Linked DNA regions of Mus musculus: all the other regions are linked to region 3. A link is a loop called in an ENCODE intact Hi-C map of the cell type or tissue named here. Cell type or tissue: left cerebral cortex. All regions are shown on one strand.

What was found. Peaks named below come from ENCODE experiments on the same cell type or tissue, not always from the same donor. Only the 100,000 strongest peaks of a DNase experiment are listed, where the experiment ranks them.
Region 1: it touches region 3 in a loop (8-fold over the local background); 10 of 42 quality-filtered maps call a loop at or near these places.
Region 2: it touches region 3 in a loop (18-fold over the local background); 4 of 42 quality-filtered maps call a loop at or near these places.

What each region holds. Positions count from the first base shown.
Region 1 is chr16:94,468,685-94,476,684 of GRCm38, reverse strand. It overlaps Ttc3 (tetratricopeptide repeat domain 3), which reads right to left. Exons shown (of 46, transcript NM_009441.2): 46 at 7,464-8,000. Among named protein-coding and RNA genes, the nearest start is that of Gm31323, 4.2 kb to the left of the region's middle. In left cerebral cortex, a CTCF peak has its summit at 4,067; DNase peaks (open chromatin) are centred at 3,393 and 4,031; H3K27ac peaks cover 1,609 bases.
Region 2 is chr16:94,367,323-94,375,322 of GRCm38, reverse strand. Pigp (phosphatidylinositol glycan anchor biosynthesis, class P) reads left to right here and starts at 4,773. Exons shown (of 5, transcript NM_001159618.1): 1 at 4,773-4,957; 2 at 5,131-5,234; 3 at 7,690-7,762. The coding sequence starts at 4,893. It overlaps Ttc3 (tetratricopeptide repeat domain 3), which reads right to left and starts at 4,584. Exons shown (of 46, transcript NM_009441.2): 1 at 4,462-4,584. In left cerebral cortex, CTCF peaks have their summits at 3,493 and 4,864; DNase peaks (open chromatin) are centred at 4,000, 4,638, 5,018, 5,480 and 2 more places; H3K4me3 peaks cover 4,563 bases; H3K27ac peaks cover 2,802 bases.
Region 3 is chr16:94,565,855-94,573,854 of GRCm38, reverse strand. Dyrk1a (dual-specificity tyrosine-(Y)-phosphorylation regulated kinase 1a) reads right to left here and starts at 3,649. Exons shown (of 12, transcript NM_007890.2): 1 at 3,321-3,649. In left cerebral cortex, no CTCF peak of the experiment used is centred here; DNase peaks (open chromatin) are centred at 3,298, 3,446, 4,282, 4,741 and 3 more places; H3K4me3 peaks cover 3,879 bases; H3K27ac peaks cover 2,650 bases.

The DNA.
Region 1 (8,000 bases), 97 kb after region 3:
GGGTTTCTCTGTGTAGTCCTGGCTGTCCTGGAACTCACTCTGTAGACCAGGCTGGCCTCGAACTCAGAAATCCACATGCCTCTCAAGTGCTGGGATTAAAGGTGTGCCCCACCACGCCCGGCCCAAAATTCTGTTTTAAGACTTCAAAATTCTTAGAGCTGCACAGGTAACTCAGCAGGTAAACTGTGGCTTTAAAAGCACTTGCCACACATACCCAATGACCTCAGTTTAATTGTTAGATTCTCACAGTAAAAATAGAGAAAACTCCTGCAGGTTGCCATTTGACTTCTGCTCTGGAGCCCCAACCCAACCTTACATATTATACAGGCATGCACACACATGCTCACATACCTGTAAAAAAAAAAATCTATGAATCTTACCTAGTTGTAAACTTGAGATTGACCAGTCTGATAAAACATGCCCACTGGTGCGATACTGGTACAAAAGTTATAGGAGTAACAACTACTTTATATTATAATTGGATTTAAAGCCCACTCCACAAAATGAAATCCATACCTGGCGCCATTACTGGGATCAAGAACCTGTGACTAAATAACACTCTAGGCTAGGAGAGAATATACCACCATTAATTAATGAAATGAATATAGTATTGAACCAACTCCTAAAGACTTATTTATAATGATAGATCCGTGCATTATCTAACCCTCTACACAGAAGCTTTTATTTGCAGTTAGATAATAAACACAAAGACCACAACTGGTCAATCTGTAGCGACCGAGAGATTGTAGAATGCTCAGCCCTAAATATGGCATTTATTATCATACCCTTCCTCCAAGGCTTAGCGATTACTTTGGAAGAGCCTGGTGTGGTGGATGACTGTAAGGGAAGTGTTCTAGTCACAATATGAATGTGCACATGAACTCACAGTGGTTGTGGCAGTATGCACAAAAGCTGCACAAGCTCAAGCCAGAGCGGAATTCAAGAGTGGAAAGGGGAGGTGGGCATGAAGTCCCATCCCTACCTGAGGAGCTACTGGTAACTGATAGGTGCTGGAAGAGGGAGAATACTGTCTTTTAAGGGTGTGGTCCCGATATGTCAACTGTGGATGCTCACATTCTCAAGAGTCCATGGAGAGTACCAATGGACTCGATGGATGGCTGTTATTCTTAAGAGCACACAAACTCTCAGGGTGTGCGGGAAGAGCTTCTAGGAGAAGCTGGGGGAGGGGAGGGGGGGGGGGAGATGATCCATACATTAGATGAAATTTCCAGTGAACACAAAAGACAAAAATGTTGTGTCAGTGAGATCCCTCAGTGGGTCTCAGCACTTGCTGCCAGGCCTGGTGATGAGGTAGATTCTCAGGACCCACACGGTGGAAGGAGAGAACCAGCTTCCACAGGTTACCTCTGATCTCCAAGTGTGCACCATGGTATGTGCATGTGAGCTTGCTCCTGGGTGTATACTTGCAACACACCCCACATACAACAAATTTTATTAAAAAAAAAAAAACCAAAGTACGGTGAAAACAAATGAAAATGCATGTCACAGAGTTGGAGGAAAACTGCGTAGTGTGTATCCACCAAACAGCTGTATCGAGAATGTATAAAGAGCTATTATAACTTAAAATTTACAACTTGTGTTTTAAGATGAATCAAAGACTTAATCAGGTAATTCAACAAAGATGTATTGACTGTAAATACGCCCAAAAACAGATGCTCAGTATTATTCGTCCTAGGGAAGTAGAAAGAAAAGTCCTGATGACACAGTATGACACACCCACTAGAGCTCAGTAGAGTGACTGTGTGCTCTGATGTCACAAGTCTCCCTGGTGGGAGTTCAGCTGTACAAGTGTTGGTATGTCCTGGAATCTCTGGAATATACAATCTAACAACGCAGGAAGAGAAGAGCATGCAGGTGAAGAATGTATAGGTCCAAGCCAGATCAGCAATAAAGGCAACTGTGCTTTGGAGGCTAAAAGGAGCCCAATGGGAACAAGCTAAAGGCATACATGGAAAAACAAAGTGCAAAGAAAATAAAGCAAGAAGAAGAGGCAGCCAAGGATTCAGGAAAAAAATGCACACCAGCCTAAGAACAGACAGCAGCACAGGTTAGGAAGCTGTAGCTCCCTAAGCATGCAGACAGCCTTGTATGGGTCAGAAGCCATGGAAGCTGTGTGTGGGCCAAGCAGCAATGGGCTGCACTCCGTGACTTTAGCTGCTGTTCCTTAGGAGAGAAGTTGATCTGGGCTGAGAGGGGAGCACTAGTCAGCAGATGAATGGCTAGAGTAGTGAGTGAGTTTGCTCAGCAGGTTCAAGCCTAGACTCACTCAGGTTATTATTTCAGGAAAGTTATTTAAACTTTGAGGTTTATTTCTGCATCTGTAAAATGGGTATGAAAAGGGTACTTAAGCTGGGCATGGTGGCGCATGCCTTTAATCCTAGCACTCGGGAGGCAGAGGCAGGCAAATTTCTGAGTTTGAGGCCAGCCTGGTCTACAAAGTGAGTTCCAGGACAGCCAGGGCTACACAGAGAAACCCTGTCTCGAAAAACCAAAAAAAAAAAAAAAATGCTATGATTGTAATTAGTGGGCCTAGTATTGCCAAATTGTTTATGGCTCAGTGGGTAAGAGCACCCAACTGCTCTTCCGAATGTCCAGAGTTCAAATCCCAGCAACCACATGGTGGCTCACAACCATCCGTAACAAGATCTGACTCCCTCTTCTGGTGTGTCTGAAGACAGCTACTGTGTACTTACATATAATAATAAATAAATCTTAAAAAAAAATGATGCTGGAAGACAGTGGAAAGATCCTGAGTCTGGTACAGTGAGAAGTCAGAGGAGGGCCAGGCTCCCTAGATGTGAAGGCCACCAGTTTTGTGTTGTGGCTTTTATCCTATGTAGTCTGTGTACTTTGAAATGTTTACTGAGCAGCTATGAGCAAGGCACATGTTTTTATCCCCCATAAGTGAGAATGCCAATGCTTGGTGAGGTGGGCTATGAAGTCTCCACACTGAAAGGACTGTGGCGGGATGTGGGCTGACTGCTGAGTAGGCACCGGCTGTATACAGAAAGTCCAGTGTAAGGGGGTACACAGGAACAGACAGCCGTGAGTATAGGGCAGACCAACTGTGCCAGCCTGGATGACAAGGAACCGATGAGAAGCAGTTCAGGGGGCTGTTAAGAACAAGAGTGTATCAGAATAGTCTCTGCTTAGCTGTTAGGTCTCGTCTCTTGAGTGCCAGGTCATGTGCAGTACTAACATTTAAGGAGAGCTCGCCAGCAAGCTGACTGTCCTCTGTGGGAATGCGTCCATCTTGCTGGCGTTAGGCTGCTGTGCTCAGGCACCCCACTGTCCCTAACAACAGCTCCCACTCCTGAAGAATCCCCTAAATACACTAGCAGGCTTTGCTGCGCTGGCAGCTTCCCTCATGACTCCAAGTCTGGACACTCTACCACCTCCACTCCCTCCTCCCGGCTGCTACCAAGTGCTGACTTCCCTGGCCTCTGTTCAAAGCTGGAGCCCTACCCCACCCTACTGTCCCCATCCTCCCTTATCCCTTCCTGGTCCCATTCTTCTCTGGGATTACCAGGGACATATCATGTGTTTTACTGTCCTACTTGACGTCAGCCTCCACTATTGGAATGCTCAAGTCCTTTCTTCTTGTCTGTTGTTATAACTGGGGCACTAGAACTGTGCCTCCTGTGGCATATTTGATGGTTCAATGAATAGTCGCAGATCAATGTTATATAGCCATCCTGGTGGCCAGGACCACTTGGTTTGCTCCCAGTGGGGGCAGCTAGGGTATTGCAAGGTGGAGGAACCAGGGCCTGTCAGACGTACAGTGGGATGAGGAGCATGAAGGGCATTGTCCCTCAGTGCCTGAAAGCCCAGGAAGTAGGGAGGGCTTGGCTTCGGTTTTCTGTCTGGCAGGTTAGAGACTGTGGTAGCCGTGCCTCTGGAAGCAAAAGCAATGTGGCCTCCCCAGAGGATAGAAGAAAGCTGGAGTCCTGCTGGCGCTGGGTGGCAGCCAGCGTCTGGAAGTACAATGCCCATCTGTTCCACTGCTTTCTCTTTTCGGAGGCTGCTGGCTCACCCCACTGGAATGGGGTGGCACTTCAGGACACGAAACTTGGAGCTGGTGGCGGATTTCTTGGAACTGGTGGCAGGAAGATCTAAATTAAGACCTTTCTATCACACCAAATAAATAGAAGCTGAAATAAGAGACTAAAGGAATTCAGCAGAATGCCTTCATACATAATTTTTTAAGTAAGGAGGAAGAAGACCTTAGGAAGCAGCCTGGTATTTATCCACTAGAGCCTCAAGGTATTTGCTGAAAACAGTGATACTATTTGAGGCAAGAGCACATTATTAAACACAAGCTTCTCTTTTTGAAGCATGCTGTGCCATAGAAGATGGCAATTTCCACTCTGCTTGGAAGGCTCTTGACAAGGCCCAAGGCCTGGCCCGTTACCTGCTCAGCAGACAAGTTACTCCAGCATGGGGTCAGCAACATGTACGCACATAGAAGCTTCTTGCTTCAAGCCAAGACACAGAGAGAGGCTCCCTAGGAACTATGAAGAGGCTGTGTCCCTCGCTCAAAGACGAGTGGACCCTGTCCTTTTAGGACAGCAAGGGCTCGGGAAAGTTCATTCGGCTGAAAACCACCTAAGCAGTGCTGGGGGACCTTACCATTTTACATTTCAAAGTTCCATTGAACCAGCTGTGCTTTCCTTCAGGCAGGCAAGGCCCTGAGGTTACCTGGTTATTTCTCCTATCCACTGATGACTCTGCACTCCCAACGTGACACCTCTGAACATAGAACTCACTGTGTAGCATCCATCTAACAACTCCAAAACTGGTTCATAGAACCTCTGCAAGCATACTAATTGGGTTTGTTGGTTAGATCAGAAGGAATGGTGGACTCCAAGGTGCTAGACCTTCACAACACAAAGGTAGATGGTCCTCAAGCCGGTATCCAGCAAGCTCTGGACAATGTACAGCATCATCCTACTCAGGTTTTATTTTGTATCAGGATGTTTATGAACCACTTGTGTGTTTGTGGATTAGCTGTTCTGCCTTTGTCTCTTCTACTTCATGGAAACAATTTACTGAGTTGCTCAACCCTGAAGTAAGATCCACCTTTATGGTTTTCTAAAAATCTGTTGTCTTGAAGGAAAATCTGTTCATGTTTAGGATTGGTCCATCTGGAATTAGTATCTGTCTGTACTGTGACAGGTTAAACGTTTCCCATGGGGATAGCCAATATTATTATTCTTCCCCCCCACCCCCCCCCACATTATTATTCTTAATGTAGCCATCTTTTTCTGATGTCTGTATCGACTGACCGTCCACTCACTGGGATTTTTTCAGTTGACGAGAATTTCCATACTTTTGCTATTTTGTTCTCTCTTTAAAGTGGGAAACAGTGAGACCATGTAAGGCAGAGGCAGTGGCAGGATGAAGAATAGCTCTCTAAGCCAAGGAGCCTTGCCTGGACCCTTCCAAGGCAGTGGTGCACATGCCTCCTCATTCTGAACAAGTAAACAGCACTCACAGAAACACTTTGGGACAAATGTAGGTGAAATTATCCTTTGTTACAGAAAAAGATAAGGTTTATAGTGTCCTGGGCTCAGGATTCCAAAACATTTTTCAAAGTGACTCTGAGACATTTGATCCAGTTCAGACTATGCTGTAAAGTGAGTGCTTCCACTTAGTCTAACAAATGCTTTCTACAAGACCACGCCTGCCCTGTGCAGCGCACAGGCTCTCACTAAAACGGTCAGTTCCCCCTTACCATCTCTTGTAGCACATACGTCACTAGTAGACAGACTGTACAGAATGATGGTGCTGTGACATTTTCTTACATGCACATACCCCGCTTTTGCTCATACTCTCAGGGGCCACCTCTTGTTTACTACTCCATCAAAATGTCTTGTCTGGTGACATTTTTGCAGGTGTTCCTGTCCCTGAGTGACTGGTCCCAGTTTTCATGGATTTCTATTCCTGGCATTGCCTGTCCACAGACACTGAGGACAGGTGACTGCATGAAGGCTGGCATGTAGGCCACTGTGTGGGGGAAAAGGTTCCAGGCACGACTTTCAGTCCTTTCTTCCACTGCAGTTTAATAAAACAGAAACCCTGCCCATTTCATTCATGCAGCTCTCCAGGAGCTGTTCTGGCCCTCGTTCTTAGCAACTGTCCCGTCACTGTGCTTCCTCAGCCCAGCAGTACACACCTCTGTCGTTCTCTTCTGTGTTCTTGGAATCTTCTCCAGAGAGGGTTATGACTGAGGAATGACTAAACTAGTCTTGCTGCTTGAGCTGTGGTGTGAGATCCCTCTTACATCTGTTTTCACTATATGGTCTTTCACATCACCTTACAAATAGATCTTGCACTGCTAGGGCTCCACTTAAGTTTTAATTATCCATTATTCGTAACAGAGATTAATCACTTCCAAGAGAAAAAAAATCTAATTTTAAGGCATGGCCACTTCTTCAATTTATATATTATATGAATTAAATGCTACTCTATGAACACAATTGTATGAGCAAAAGTTTAAAATTGTGCTCACTTTTCACTATAGCTGTCATGGAGCTGGGTGGAATGATGATTAGTGAAATGATGAATAGGGGCGGTGTCCCACCATGAGGTTAGGAATTAAGGGTGGAGGACTGCCAGTATCCTTAGCCTATTGTGAGGAGATGATGAACAGGGGCGGGGTCCCACTGTGAGGTCAGGAATTAAGAATGGAGGACTGCCAGTGTCCTCGGCCTTCCGTGAGGAGCATTTGCACCTTGTCTATTCCTCAAGGTTTTGAGAACTCAGTGCTGTTATGGAGTCTGACTTGGTGGTGGCAGCGGTGGTGGCAACAGCAGCAGCAGCAGTGGCAGCTCAGGAGGAGGTCACATCCCCAGAGGGTGATGCGTCCCAAGTATCAGTACAGTGCCATCAACAGTTGTGAAAGCAACCTTATATGAAGACACTCCAAAGACCGTGTCTGACAACTTTCCTTTAGGACAGGCCCAGTTGGTAACATTAGCCTGTCTATACCTAGTAAAATGTATTAATAGACCGTGCTTCCTTTATTAGTGCTTAGCATACCCAAAAGAGCCTTTAAAAAGGCACTATCAATCAGCTTCAGCAGTCCACGAACACAAGCGCCTCAGAAACAAACCCGCAAGAAATCAAGTTATCCTCAGCATGTTTGCATGTGCCCACATGAACGGGAGAATCGAGTCTGTGATTTCTGCATGAACATCCTAGTCACCGATTTAAACAGTCAGCCTTGGGAACTCGGGCTTGGCGAGCAGTATCTAGGCACAAAGGGATGTTTTAATCCAGCCTCTAAAATAACCCCAAGATCCTTGGTTAAGATCATCAGGTGCAACTTGCCTGTTCTTCCCAAATAAAGTCAGTTTCTCAATGTTTGACAGAACAGGACCCTGAACTCCCACGCAGAATGCAATTCTAAAGGACCTGGGCAAGGACGACAGTGAACGGCTGACCTTTTATAATGTTCTTTATTGACAGTTACTGGACAAGTGTAAGGCATGTTCACAGGCTCTGACACGAAGCACAGCTCTCTGTCTCAACAGCTACTCTTCTTTGTACCCGACAGATACTATAAGCTGCTGTGTGTACTCAGGCATGTACTGCACTCCACTGTTACAGCATGGACACCATGTTTCAGGGACACCACAGACAATGTCTCAGAATAAGGAGTGAGCTACATACTAAGTCACTAAGACACCACAACTCACACAGACACGGGTGGAAGGTGACGGCATCTCCAGGGCAGCAGAGAACACGCTGGAAAAGTTTTTTGTTTGTTTCTTTGTGTTTGAGAGAAATGTAATGTATTCAAGGTTCACATGTCTGTATTTGCCACTGCCTACAGGTCACTAAAAATACCTAGTTTTTGAATAGTTTCTAATACAGTTAGCTTGTTTTCAGGCCACATTACAAGATTGCATGCATTACTTTACACAAAAGTCAAACAGAACAATGTTAACACCAACACATCAGGACTGTGGTACATT
Region 2 (8,000 bases), 200 kb after region 3:
TAACATTACAAATGACAAAAAAAAAAAAAAAGAATGGAGTTCAAAATATGAGAAATAAAATACAAAGCAGAAAAAAAGTATTATTTATAACAGCAACCAATTTCAATTCTCCACAAAACTGGTTGGATTGACTTCACTTAAGCCCCAAAGGGTTTTTCAAGACTGATTCTTAAAGGTCAAAGGTCCAGGAACAGGTGAGACTCAAGAGTTTCCTGGGCAGATTACTGAAGGGCTAAGAATGCAGCTAAGAATGCAGCTCAGTGGTACAGTAACTGAGTAGCACGCTCAAGGCCCTGCCTGGGTTGAATCACGGCACCATTTAACAAATACTGTGCTTCACAACATGACCCTCTCTATGTCCAAAAACCAAACCAAAACAAACACACCAGATTTCAGGTAAAGCTACAGTGGTAATAACTAAGAAAGAATAGGTACCAACAGATAAAGATGAGGTGACAAAAAGACAAGCCAGAAACAGATCCATACACAGAAACACTCAGCAGGCAAGTGAGATGCTACAACTCTGGTAAACAGAAGTCAAATTCAATATATACAACAGAGAAGGTGACAAGATGAATGAGTCACTAGCTCACAGCATACACAAAAACTGATTACAGGTGGATTATGAATTTAAGTGAGAAATGCATCATTTAAAAAATGTCTAAAAAGAAACACAGTGGACATCTTAGTATGTCCAAAGCAGGGGACATTTTCATTGGATATTAAAATTAAGAATTGGGCTGTACAATGTAGTTTAGTGGTTGAAAACTTGTGTCACATGCTCTGAGTTTTTTCAATGCACATTTAATAAAAAGTGCTCCCAGTTTGTCAGCTTAAAAAGACAATTCAGTATTCTTTAAAAGTAGGTGAAAAAACAGGGCCATGTTTTCCACACAAGGGAAACACCTGACGCTATGTGAAGAGTCTCAATCTCATTAATAAATGCAAATTTTAACCACAATGATGCACCATGTTGCACTACTGGCAAATACAAAGAGATCTAAGATAACAAGTGTTTAACAGGCTGCAGGTTGCCTAAAACTCTCATATAACGCTGATCAAAGTATAGAAACTGACAAAACTATTAAGTAAAAACACAAGCTGGTACTAACACTTCAGATCCAGTTTGAAATCATTTTATAAAGTTGAACATTCATACCCCTAAAAACCAGCAGTTCCACTCCTACTAAATAACTCATGATGCTGGGTACTCCAATCTATTCACAAAGCACTAAAGATGCTTTTGAAACTTATGTAATTCCCTCGAGCTACTAACGATATCTGAAAGAGTTCAGCATTGCAAAGGATAAATTTCTAGAGTATCAAAAGGACATTTTAAAGTAAAACTATGGTTTTTCCAAATACATAACTAGGCCAGCAGGTTGGCTCAGTGGGTAGGAGTGCTTGCCACCAAACCTGACAACCAGAGCCCAATCCCCAATCCACATGTGTCCTCCAGGCTCCCTGCATGTGCCATGGCACATATACCCACACAAGTAAATAGGTGTCAAACCTTTGTAGGTATTATAGCTAGTTTTATCACACAATTGAGTTGAATAAAAGTAATTAGAAACACTAAAAATTAACAGAAAAAAACAAATTATACCACTTTCTATATAAGTGGACAGAGGAAGTGCTAGAATTAAAAGAGGCCTTTCCAGCATTTTAAACTATTCTTTTGCTTTCCTACTTGCAGCTATACCATAGTTCTTCCAAGTGGGTGTGCTGGTTACATTTCTATGGGAAAACAGAACAGTCAAAATGCCCACCAACAGAAACAGAAGTAAACCGCATTATATTCATCCATCGTTACACAAGCAGTAAAGAATTAATGGCTTACATCTCTACGGAGTATTAGTTACTTAGAAACACAGCATTTAGTGAAAGTAAGTTTCAGAAGACTATACCCAGAATAATGTGCTTTACTCAAACACAGAAGCTATACACACAATTCAGTGCTAAATGATACACAAAAATCTGATAAAAATGTTTAAAATACAAGAATAACATGAATTCAGGATAATCACCTCTGAAAGTGAAATATTCAATACTGGTTAGGTTGATTCTTGGTCCCACTGGTAGACTTGTAAGTGTTCATTTGTTTTACTTCACAGTTTGTCAATAAATAAGTTACATGTATTCTGAATATATCAAGTACTACATCAAAGAGGAAAGGATTTAAAGAAAAACATCATACCTTTAAAGTGTTTTTAATTCTATCAGTTCACTTGCTGTGTGGGAGGTACATATAACATACCATGAAATCTTATCTTTACATCAGCCAAAGCAACATTAGATAACATAACTGTTCATTTCAATGAATGTTATGAGGACCAAAATCATTAAAGACCGAACCAACCAGCTGTGAGAGTTTAACCCATTTGCTGTCACATGGCTAGACAAAAGGCAGTCTTTTAAGCAAATTTAGCAGAAAGCTAAAGTCATAAATAAGATGGTCAGTAAAAAGAGGAAAAAAAAGTTTGTTAGCAAGCATGTGAGGAAATGGGTGTTCTCCATATCAGTGACCATTAAAACTGGTACAACCACTTTGAACGTTTCTATCATATCTGGTTAAGTGGAAGATGTATATATTCTACTACCCAGCAAAATTATGCTTAAGGGTATGTCCTAGAGAAACTCCAAAAGTGTGCACAGCAAACAGGTACAGAGATATTTATTGCAGGACCGTTTTAAAGAGTAAAGACTATAAACAATTCCAAAGTCCATCAAAATGAGTACAATGCAGTGCTATACCAACATTTATAATAATTCAAAGAAAGTACAATTATTCGATTTATTCATATATAAATCTCAAAACGTGATGCTGAGTGAAAAAGCAAGTTGCAAAAAGTCACAATTTTATATCACTTTGGTTAAAAACAAATACTATGTATTGTTTATATATTCACCATTACCAAATTATAAGTTATGCATGGAAATGATACACACAAACCTGAACACAGTGGCTATCTCTAGGTAAGGAGGGGCTCAAACTCTCAGCATCTCCAAAAATGTTTAAGCTTTTTTTTGTTTGTTTTTGTTTTTGTTTGTTTTGGAGAATCTGAAGTAAATTTGGCAAAAAAATAAATATATAACAAACAAAATGGCCTGATTTGGTTAGATCTACCTGTGTTTAATCTCTAAGTATTCCAGAAATTAAAAGAGAAAAAAGGAAAATTAAGCAACAATAAGAAAACCGAGCAGGAGAGAAAGACAATCCGCAGCCCTTGAGCGCAAAGCACAAACCCCTGACAAGCACAGTAGTGGCAATTGAATCCCTAGGAGAGTTTTACCGTATAACAAACCCATTTTTCTTAAAATAAAATACACATTTCTTGAAAGAACGTGTTCTAACTAGAGCTGTGGTTGTGAGAAAACTGCCCCGGAGAGAGCAGTAAAACCTGTATGATTTCAACCCTGTTCCCTTGATCCCTCGCCAGAGTCCAGAGCTTTAAAAGGCTGCTATAAACACCCTGCAATACCCAGTGTTAGCCATCGCCTGGTGAGAGGCACAAGCACAAACGGTGGAAAGAATTTGCAAACTGAAGGACGTCTGGAAACTACAAGCTTCTGAGAAAGGTACCGTGCAGTGGTACCGACACACCCTCGGCTTCATTTTGGTCCTTTGTCCCCCCACCCCCCTAGTCTGTCCCCTCCCCAATAGGAGATGGCAGCCCAGGCCTCAGTGACGTCGCCAGCACTGCGGAGCAGCAGCCCTGCGCAGGCGTAGGAAAAGGCTGCAGGTGGGGAGGTGGGGTGGGGGGCAGCTCTGCGTCCCTCCCGGGTCCTCCCAGAAACGGGGGTGGGGGTGGGGGGGAGAGGCGCGCACACACAGACCAGGGGCAGCGCGCACGCGCGTCACCGCAATTCCAACCCCGCGCACGCCACAGGGCCCCTACACAGCGCACCTTTGGGGACCCTCGAGGACGCACGCGCGCGCCTGCCACTGCAGCCTGCCGCAGCGGCGGGTGGGCGGGCGCGCGCGGGTGCTGAGGAGGGGGCGCGCACACCACAGGGAAGGCAGTGACAAAGGTGGGAGGGGAACCACCATCCTCAGAGGATGAGAAGGACGCCCACGCCGTCGTAGGGAAGGGAGAGCGTAGGAACAAAGCGGGCCAGCCGCAGACCCAGAGGCGCGTCCCCGAGCGCTCGGAACGCGGGAACGGGTACCTGACCCGGGATGTCACCCGCACGCCAGGCGACGCGCACACAAAAGACCCCCCTTCTACCGTTAAGGACGCCCGAGGGTCACTGGACAAAGGGAACACACCCACAAGGGCAAGGGCGGCCACACCCCCTCAGCGCGCGGGCGCTCGGCGAGACGCGCGGCGACGCGCACACCCACACTCACCACACACCCACGGAGGGAGGTGTGGAGCGCCCCGATGCCCGGGCATCTCGGCTGCGGCGGGACGCGCAGACGCTTCCGTGAGCCCCGCCGCGCGCAGGGTCTGCACTCACCCGGGCCCGCAGCCCGCGAGCCTCAGACGCGGGCTGCCGACGCCTCCGGCCCTCCACGTCAACCAGACCCGCAGAGCGAACGCTCCGCGGCTCCTGAGGCGGGCGGGTCACGTGGCTTAGGGTGCGCATGCGCAGTCGCCGCGTCGCCCCCTCAGCTCGGTGGGGTGGGTGGTGAGACCGTGCTAGCCCCCTCGCTGCGGTCGCGGTGCGCCTGCGCCAAGCGGCGGGGGCGCCTGCCAGCCTCTGCTTTTCCTCAGGTTTTTTTTTTTTTTTAATTTCCGCCCACGCTGCGGGGGTAGCTGAGCCGCGCCTGCGCATTGGACTGAGTGGGGCTGAAGGGTGGGGACGGGTGGGCGTCGGTGCTCGCAGGACTCAAGGTCCCGGGCCTCCTGTTTCCTCTGAGCCTCACGAAGGCTGGGACAGGGCCCATCATGAGAGGGCAGGACTCGGGGCCTCTGTCCAGCCCGGGCCCCTTCCTCGCCTCAGAGGGTCCGAGGTGCGCATTTTCCCCGCAGCGCGCGCTCCCGCCGCCCCCTCAGCTGCAGTGGCGCGCGCGCGCGAACATCCGCAGTGGCTGTGTCCGCAGCAAGCGATGAGATTATGTAACAGACCATTGGTGAAGGGGGGCGGGGGGAGATGTCTGACGACGATTGTGTTCCTTTTCCACAGATTGTCTAAAGCCACAGGGAAGATGGTGGAAAATTCACCGTCGCCATTGCCAGAAAGAGCGATTTATGGCTTTGTTCTTTTCCTAAGCTCACAATTTGGCTTCAGTAAGTACTGGAATGATGGATGGCCAAGGCCCTTAATGGTATTGAGAACCAGGAAATAATGTGTTTGTCCTTAGAACGTACACACATGAACTGTTGATTCTTTCTACCTGTGTCTCTTCACGAGTCCTAAAAGGGGTACCGTTTGTTTGCTCAGTTTATGTATGCAGTTCTAGATGAACTCTCCAATATTTATTTAGCACTAGGCTTGATGCTAATGTGAATAAAACCTGGCCCCAATCCTTGAGGTCATAGTCATGTGGAGAAGCATAGTAAACCCACAGTTCAGAGAGCATGATGAGTGCCCTGGAAGAGCCTTGGAAGGTTTAGAAATTGGGGTTAGCTACCTCCAGGCCACTCCCTGGCAGTTCTATCAGAATAAGTCAGGAAGGACCATGGATAGAGTCTCTGAGTGAAGGCCTGTGAAGGTTTGGAAGTGAGATGCTTATAGCTCCAGGATAGCATGCTGTAGCTGAAGAGTGAAGATAATGGGCCAGAGAAGTCAGGTGTAAGAATGTACCCTTAACGTCTGGGATCTGCATTAATGCCCACAATGTTCCATTTTGTAGATGAGGCCACTGAGGCTTACAAAACAAAACAAAACAAAAACAAAGAACAAAAACAAACTTAATATGACCAACTCAACAAACAGAACCAAAGTCCCTCTTCAAATAGTTTGGAAGATATGAGGCAATCAAGTGGTAGAAAATTGAATGCCCACAATCCAACCTGGTCCTTGATAGAAATCAGAATGTCTATGTGGAGGTATCCTTCCCAATTCTTAAGTGAAAAGTACTAGCTTAGCTGTAGTGTAGTGGGATGAAGAAGCTACAGTTACTGGCTCTTTCGTGGAATCATTGTTTGGCCTGAGAGCTTTGTGTTTTGCATGAAGTGAACCTGTGAAGTAGGTGCTGCCTTGCTTCCTCAGTTTAAAGATGGGAATACTGAATTTAAGTAACTTGATCAAAGCCAAATAGCAACAGGACTGGAATTAGAACAGGTATACTGGCAGACTTCACTCTACTGAAGTCCTTTGACTCTTGTATTAACTTGGGTAATTTATGCAAAGAAGCTGCTTAATAAACATTAGCTGCCCTTTATTTCTATAAATTACTATTCAAAGAGGATTTTAAGGATTGGAATCTACAAGCATGTTAGATAAACCAAAACCTAATTGAAGAATTTACTGAGCACTTACTATGTATCAGACAGTGTTAGAGGCCAGGGAAAGGTAAAATAACCAAACCTTGTCTGCCTTCATTTGAGCTTTCTGCATACTTGGAGACGACAGATAAGTAAAACATATCCAGGAAGCAAAACAGGGATAGGGTGGAGGAGATTAAGGAGCAGGAAGAGCCCTCCTCATGTGCTGTGCTGCTGTGTGCTATCTTTTAATACTACAACTTACCATGCAGAAAGGAAAAGATCTCTGTAAGCATCTTTGTTCGGCACCAGAAGCTTACAGAAAGCACAAACCATCTCTTCAGGAGTTACTGTATTCCAGTCTTGGCATACAAAGCTCTGTAACACTTCATTCTTAAGACAAAACCCACCACTGCTGATGTAGCCTGAAACCTGTCTCCACCACTTCCTTTGTACAAATGAGTCCTTTCTTGTGTATAAAAATATACATGTGCGTCTCAGGACTGTTTTGAGGATTAAACGAGTTAGTCCATGTGGAGAAGTTTAGAATCTATTGTTAAAACACGGAGACAGCAGAAAAGGAGCCTACAAGACTGGGTATTGGTAGAAAGAAGATTGTACATAGACAGTCAGAACCAGAGGTGACAAGTTCCCTTTAAGCAACTACTTCTTAAGTAATTACTTCTTCCCTATGGAGAAACAATGAGCATGTAAAATGCAGGAGCAAATTCTAGCAATAAGTTCCTAAGAAATATGTCCATAGACTTTTTTTAAATTATCATTAAATTTGCTTACAATTCAAATGATATCCCCCTTCCCCGTTACCCCTCCACAAATCCCCCATCCCATCCCTCCTCTCTCCCCTCCCCTTTGCCTCTATGAGGGTGCTCCCCCACCCACTCACCCACTCCTGCCTCACCACTCTAGCATCCCCCTATGCTGGGGCATCAAGCCTCCACAGGACCAAGGACCTTCCCTCCTAATCATGTCGGATAAGGCCAATCTCTGCAGGATACTTATCTGGACCCATGGATCCCTCCATGTAAACTCTCTGTTGGTGGTTTAGTCTCTGGGAGTGCTGGGTGGTAGCCTTAGACTTTTTAAAGTACAGTATAAAAGCTAAGACACTAAAAACGTGTTAATATGGTAATTATGGTAAGTATTCTAAGACTGGTACAAATAAGGAGCTACAGATCCTGAATTTTGAGAGAGTGAGGCAGGCCTTTGGGGAGCATCTTTATTGTATATGAACCTTACAGACTAGACCATGCCTCACTAACATGTCTTCTCTCTCCCCTTACCCTCTACCCTGCAGTACTTTATCTTGTGTGGGCTTTCGTTCCCGAATCTTGGTTAAACTCCTTAGGCTTAACTTACTGGCCTCAAAAGTAAGTTTAATATTTCTTCAATGGGGAGGTAAAACTGATATTGTTTTGCAGGGTAATACTCTTCTCTAAAACCCAAGCCTTAAATCCTTATGGCTTTTAAAATCCATGAGTATCTGTGTTGAAATTGAATGTTGCTTTTATTTTTGTACTGGGGGAGGGTAGTGGGGGTATTCACATGTGCGTGCCCACGTTGTATGTGTAGGTGAACATATTTGCACGTGCATGTAGTGCCTCAAAG
Region 3 (8,000 bases):
AATGCTCAAATGAGAATTTCAAAGCCAAAATATAACTTTAAAAAGCATAGCTGTTTAATACAATGTACTTCCAAGTCAAATTTTGTTTTTATATGTCAATATGAACTAAAATTTTAAAAATAACACTTGCCTGCACTAGCTAATGTGAACCTTTATTTTAGTTACATGAAACCTGCATTCAACTCTCACGTACCCAACAGAAGACTTTACACTCAACAGCTTAACATTATGAAGTTGAGGTGAAGCATAATTTCAAAAGATTCCTTCATTTAGGGACAACTTTAGGTAACTTAAAATAATTTAATAAGTTTTTCCAAGTAATTAAACACCAATTTTTAATCCCCATATTTTGTAATCCCACCCTATGCGAGCACTGGGTTATGAGTTCCCACAGACTGTCTTGCCATCAAACATGACAATGGGTAGGACAGCACAGGGTCCCTGCCTTCAGAAGACATACCACTCCATACACTACTACTCTGGTCCTACAGCTGTGACAGGCAAACTGTGAAGTTACAGGTGACCCTGTCTGTTATGTCCAAGCAAGAGATCTGTTCCCAAGTCGAAAGTAGACAAGTACAAATGGAGGAAACCCACCAAAACACTCAACACAAAATAGAGTGTTAGGGCCAAGTTACTGTCTAGAAATACCACAGAATTCTTAAAACTAACAGCTGCAAGTGCTGAGCCATGTTCTTGACAGACTTTCTGGAAACTTGTGGTGTTTGCTGGGTCTGAGGGCTAAGCTCCTTCTTGAGAGGTAGAAGAGAAGTTACTGGGAAGAGGGACACTGGCTGGCAGGTGCGAACAAGAGCATCCCCAAGTAGCAAGAGATTCAGAAATGAAGCCCTCCCTCCCTCCCGCCCTCCCTCTAGGAGTCCAACTATGTATACTATGTAGCTATGTCCTGCAGTACAAAATGATTCTTGGTCATCCAAGATTCTATACAAAATTTCTTTCTGGAACAGACATTTGCCAACCATAAACTCTGTAACATCTCTGTGCTATTTAAATTTCTATTAAAAATGGTTTAAAGTAATACCCAAAGTAAACACATACAGTATTTCTTTCCTTGACAGTTACATAATAACACCCATGACAGAATTCATGCCATGTCTGAAACAAGCCATCTTAGCTTTACCCTCAGTCACTGCACTGCACAGCACAGACTTGTCACACTGTCAGTCACTCCCATCTGTGAGTCACAAGCACAGGAGTCCAGCCACGAAGAAAACTCAGTGACAGAGTAGAACTCTCAAGTGAGACTTCTCTAGCCAAGGGTCTTTTTGACTATCCATGTTCTCGTGAATGGTATTTTATTTTTCAACTCCTAGCACATAGCAGTGGCATAGCACAGAGCATAGAGGTTACAATTTTAACAGGTCACACACCAAAGTGTCTTCAAGAAGCTCCACTGGCTCAGTCAGTCAGTTTCCTATCCTTACAGATAACAACCATCCCTTCAACTCTGCTCCTTCAAAAGACAACAAAATCTTCATCATCCACCAGGAATACAAAATGTGTGTCCTTGCCTTACAGACACAGGAGCAGCCCTTCTAGAACAATTTCTGAGCTTATGCCTCTCTGAGGTAAATACAAACTTTCTGTTGCCATTTTTACAGAGTACCTGGTATAGACGCTGACAAGAGTTTTAACTTTTTGGACAGTACCACAGACACCACCGCCGTGCTAGGGCAGAAGCTCCGAAGGGCAGGGTGCTGTAAGACAAGCACCCTGAAAATCCACATATGCAAATAAATCTTCTTAACCACTATTCCTCTGAAACCTTGACAAGTGAAATTTGAGCTCCTGTCTCCCACTTACAGTCTATTTAAAAATGTAATTCTTTAAGACAATTAAAAAAAATTTAACAAACAAAAAGTAAGATAATTCCACTACATTAACATCTCAAATCAAAATACCTAATAGTTATTCTTAACGTGCAAAGTACAGTGTCAAAAGAGAAATGTAAGTATTTAAATAAAAAATAACTTCACACCAAACTTTATGACTTATCAATACGCAAAAAGAACTCTACACTGTAACAGTTAAACGCAAAGAACAAAATGCACCAGTGGTTTCAATTCTTCCACTGAAAAACAGACTAGTTTACCTGGGGGGGGGGGGGCATGACAAGTTTCATTACAGGGGCTCATCTAAACTGTACTTCTGCAAACCCTAAATTAACTCTACCAAAACCTGTACCCAAACAGTCTAGGTTACAGCCCTGAGTCATCATACAGTACTTAATAATAAGTTAGGAGCCAATGAACAGAAAGCCAGGCTAACAACTGACATAGGCCTCCTGGAGTACTGGCTGTATGACCTTGGACTAGTCACTGCCCACCTCTAGGCTCAGTCTGCTCATCTGTAAAATGGGCAGCATTTCCAACTGGGAGGTTATTCGAGGTAATATATAAAAGGCCTTGCACTAATCTATGAGTGTGCAAACAGTTACAAGGAATATTTTCTTGGGATTTGGCAGAACTCAAGAAGCAAACGATGCTGCACCTCGACGACAGGAGTCACATAATCTAGGGCTGGGCAAAGACAAGACAAGTCATTGGAGTCACTGACTCACGAATTTTGCCATTTTTAACTATTTCGGGGTAGGGAGGGGCCTCTAGCTTAGTGCTGATATTCAGCAGCTCTGGGGCCTCTGGAGCCTGAGTGGGTCTGAGCCTATAAATAGATGTTGAAGTTTTGAGGCGATACACAGGTCTCCATTCTAATTCCAGTCTCCTCCCGCTGCTATGCAGGTCACCCCGGCCCCTCCGGTGCCCTGGGTGGCCCGCGCTCGCGGCCCGACTTCCGAGCACACCAGGTCCCCAGGCCCGAGCGCGGGCCCACTGGGCCTCGCAGGCAGCAGGCTGCCGACCTTCGCCGGCCCGGCCCGGCCGGGCCTTGCGTCCTCGCCTCCCGGCCGCCAGCCCCATTTTCTGATCCCGTGCATTGTCCTTGCCCAGAACCCCGGCGCTCCGCACGCCGGTGGGGACCGAGAGGAGGGACGAGGGAGGAGCTGGGGGCAGAGGATGAGGAGGAAGAGGAGGAGGAGGAGGAGAACAGCCTCCTCCCCTGCGCCCGGGCAGCCAGTGGAGGTCTGGCGCCGGCCCGGCCCGAGGCAGCGGGTCCCACCCGCCGCAACTTTCCTCGGGGACGAGGCCTTCTTCCCCGGGCCCCGGGCCGCCCGCCCGCCCGCCCGCTCGCTCCTAAGATGGCAGGTCCCTCCCTCCCTCCGCTTGAGGCCTGGCGAGCCCGGCTCGCAGGCCCCGAGAAGCCGCGCGCTGGGCCGCGCCGCGCCGGGCGGGGCGGACACTCACCGGGACGATGGCGGGGCGCTCGCGCCGCTCCCTCCGGTGAGTCTCAGCCTCGAGCTCCCGCGCCGCGCTCCCGCCGCGGCCTCCGCAGCCAGCGCCGCCCCGGCCGCCTCTCTCCGCCCCCGGCGTCCCGGCTCCGCGCCGCAGCCGCGCTGGCTCAGGGTCCGTCGGGCTGGCGGGGCCGGCGGCGCCCGCGGCCGGGGAGGCAGGCGACAGCCCCTCCCCGGCAAATACCGCAGTCCCCGGGCCCCCGAGTGTCGGCGGCGGGGCCCGGCCCGGCCCGGTGCGGAGGGCGGCGGCGGCGGCGAGGCCGGGCGCCGAGTGGCGGCCGCTGCCGGCCGCTTCTTCCCGACGAGGATTTTTGTAAATCTCACAAAATGGCGCGCGCTCCGAAGCTGCGCAGCGAGCAGCGCCGGGGCCCGAGCGGCGGCGGCGGCGGCGGCGGCTCCGCCAGGAGAGCCCGGACCGCCCGCCCCCGATCCCGCACAGACACTCGCGCACACTCACCGCGCGCACACTCGCCCTCGCACACGCTCCCTCACACTCACACCGGTCCCGCCCGCTCGCCGGCGGCGGCGGCGGCGGCAGCGGCAGCGGCACCAACAGCAGCAGCAGGAACAGCAGCACAAGCGGCGGCGGCGGTGGCGCCCGCACCCCCGCTCGGGGAGTCCGCTTTCTCAGCCCGACCTGGGCCGCGATCGGCAGCAGCGACGGCAGCAGTCTCCCCGGATCCCCCCGCCGCGGTTGCCGCCGCCACCCCCGCCTCACTCCAATGGGGCTTTTTATTATTATTCGGGCGGGAAGCGAAAGGGTTTAAAAAAAAACCAACCAACAAAATGGCGACGGACCGACCCGGTCGCTATAGCAACTGTCAATCAAAACGCAAAACCCCGGCTGACGTGCTGACGTCCTCCGCCCGCCCCTCCCGGCCCCAAGCCGGCGGGCGGGGCCTGTTGCTCGGGTAACGGCAGATTCCGTTCCCTCCTTCCCCTCTCTCCTCCGTCCCCCAGCCAACCACCCAACCCCCCTCAGGTCACGTGAAGGATAAATTCGGAGCTCGGGCCCGCTATGAGTGTCAGAGGAGGGCGCGTGATTCGCTCGGGGGAGGGGAGTGGAGGGAAGGGAAGGGAAGGGACGGGGGCGAGGCGGTGGCCTGCCGGTGCGCGAGCGAGCGAGCGAGCGCCTGCCGCCTCGCGGCCGCCTCGCCCCGCCCCCGCGCTCGCTCCCACGCCGACTGCGGCCGGGCCAGCGCGCGCCCCCGTGGCGCAGCGCGCTCCCGCGCCGCGAGCCCGCAGCCCCGCCCGCGCGGCCCGGGAAGGAAGGGAAGCGGAGGGCAAGCCGCCCACCTCGCGGCCCTGGGAGGCCGCCGTCGCGAGCCCCTATCCCGACCGGGCCCGCGCAGGCCTGGACGATCGCTGGCGTCCGGCTCACCTCCGGAATTACGCCCGCGGCTGCAGGCGCGCGGCCGCCACCTTACTCGGACCGTGCCCGCGCGCGGGCCGCGCAGAAACTTTCCAGGCTGGGCACGCTCCCGGGCGCCGGTTCCCCGGCTTCTCCATCGGAATGCCCAGCCAGCGCCAACCCCAGGGCTTTCGGAGGGGGTTGGGGGGGGGGGTTGTTTTTTGTTTTTTTTTTTATTGTTACCTGTCCTAAGTCACCTCGGTTTCCCGATTCTTAAATTTGCCCACTTGGCCTTAACCGTCGAATCTTCACCGGAATTCTGCCTTTCGGTTTTTTTGTTTTGTTTTTTATTCTACTGTCTTCCGCCTGGCTAAATACTGCTGGGTGTCCTCTCGGGCCATTGACACTGAAGTCCCCTGTGCTGGCTACTTTGTAATTAGGAGACAGCTACTGGCTAAAATTGTATTTTGTACCTATTCTAAAATAATGGCGTTAGCTAGTAGCTTAAAAGGATATACATAAAGATATTTTCGTGTGTAAGTATATACACTGTTGCACACCAAAAGTAACTGGATTTATTTCTACACATGGTTTTTACCATAGTGGTGTTGACGTTTTGCTTAAGCTCTTTGCAACAGATGCAGTCTTATAAACAAATGTAAAAACACCAGTCAATACTGGTCTCTGTGCAGTATGATCCTAGGAAACACTTGGCTTCGGTGATTTCCAACAAACCTCCTATAGTTAGCACACCACTGATATACTAAAGCACCTATTCAACTTACAAAAAAGGGGGGGGGGGCAAAAACTAAAGTAAATTAGGGCACAGGAAGGAAAGTAAGTTGCTTTAGACTGCCTCGGATATAAAACATTTCCAGCGTCTGACAAACATACGTTTGGCTGCCCTGTTGATATAATTTAATTAAAGTCCACAAACAATGTAATTAATCTGAAGAAACTGAAGTGTCCAAGAGTGTCCCTTACACAGAAGTTAGTACCAGGTCCTTCCCAAACACAAGCTTTCTCCAGTTCCTCCTCCTGCCTCACCTCCAGGCTTCTCACCCCATTGACCAGATATTCTTTTCCAGCACAACGCTAAAAACTAAAATCCCCATCAAATGTTTGAAAGCTGGTAAAGGGGAAACCTGGGTAACACTGGCCATCTATGACAGGGTGTCAAGGAAGAGCTCAAGCTGGAAGCCACTCCGTGTGAGGCAAAGTCTGAAGGCTGTGCACACTCGAGCTTAGGCAGTGTTGATCCCTGTATCTAAGAGACGGACCCCTCTCCCAAACCCGTACCATGGCAGCCTTACCTGACACCAGTCAATGAGTTGTCATGTCTGGGCTGGGAATGCTATCAAGTATTGGATATGGATGTCACCTATAAAGTGGCCTGCACATTTATGGCCTGTGACAACCAAGGGACGCAGTGGCCTCTGGAAGAAGCACCAACTAGTTGTGCCTGGATACAGAAATTAAAACTTTGGTTTTACGTGAGAATCCTACCTGAGAACATGGAAAAGCAAAGACAATCCCCCTAGCCTCAGTCACTGCCGTCCAGCCTGCTCTAGAGCACCCAGTCCCCGCAGAAAATGACCCAGCCCATTCTACAGAGAGAAGACAGGTGACTAGTGACACCCTGGTGTGACACTACCTGTGAGCAGTGAGGACAGGATTCAAATCCAAGTGTATTTGCAACTCAGTGTTCCCACCACACCAAAGTGTTGTAAATCTTCACAGAGGTCATCAAGTCAAAAAATGAGGTCTTTGGGCTGGATCCAGATTCGAAATGACCAATGTCCTTAAAGCAAGCTGGACATAGAGACACAACAAACCAGTGGCAAGGGACGGAAAACCAAGGAAAATTGGAGACTACTGAACCCTGGCCAAGGACAGATGTATCCCGGCTGTCCAGTCTGCACCTCCTTTGTGATAGAGACCCAGTTGAGGTGCCAACAAGGTTTTTCCTGGCTCCTGCATCCCGTTTAGTGATCATCTCAGTGCTGCACTATTTTAAACCCATTAGGTTGAGTAGGTGGAACCTGGCTGGGAATTAAACCACCTCTGCCCCTCAGGTGAGGCAAGAAGGGGAACAATTCACAATTCAGCCCTGGACAGTGCCAGGCCTGCAAGCCAAGCCCCTCCCCCTCGGTCCCCACAGACTGGGGCTGATGGAGTAACGTGTGGTACGTGACAGCATACTGTTCAGACGCAGTCCATCGGTGTATATAAAACAAAGGAAGATGAAGGCCTTATAGAAACTGACATAGATAATAGGATGTGAAGCTAATAGCTCTCTGCATCTGAGGGAAAAACAAACAAACAAACAAAAAAACCCTAAAAACTGTACAGCCATTTAAACAATGTAACAATGTGAAAGAGTCACGGTGTAAACAGCACTCGGAGGTTGTTGCCAGAGCTGCTGGATCAAAACCTGGGCTCTTAAATCCTAACACATTAAGATGACAGACAGTAAGCCAGGTGTGGTGGCTCACACCTTTGATCCCAGCACTTGGGAGGCAGAGGCAGGCGGATTTCTGATTTTGAAGCCAGCCTGGTCTACAAAGTGAGGTCCAGGATAGCCAGGGCTACACAGAGAAACCCTGTCTCGATAAAACAAAACAAAACAAAACAAAACAAACAAACAAAAAAAAAAAAAAACAGACAGACAGTAGTGAGTATGCAGAGATTTATTCAACTTAGCTACACCAGGAAGAGAGGAACGGGAGGCCCGGTGGATAGAGGTCAAGAACTAAGCTCAGTTAAGCAGGTACTGCCCGTGCTGTCCCAGCCAACATAAACAAACTCTAAGCTCCTCTCTTGTGCAAGGTGGTCTAACAAGTTGTCAGACGGTATGAAATCTCTTCCTCTCCGCCAGGTTCCTCTTCTGACAGACACTGAGACCCGTTCCTTCACCCAGCCTGCAACTCCTGGGGAAATTCCAATTCCTTCGGGTGCATTGTGTGATAGGCAGTGGGAAAAATTGCATTTCCTCCTGCCGGCAAAGCTTACAAGACTGCCCAGGGAAGTCCTTGTACTGTCTTCATGGCAACTAACATATTCTTCCAGGCTTTCCTAGGGAAATGTGTGGGGTCCTCACTCTACGCACGCACTGAGTGTCCTTTTTTACTGCTTGTAAAAATGATAATCTTTTTATAAACCTCCTGAGGACCTATGGGCAGGTAATGATTTCTGGGGGGGGGAGGGGGGGAGAAGTTCTCTTCAGTGGTATAACCACTGGTAAATTACCCATACTCTTCCAGTAAATAGTCTCTCACCCAT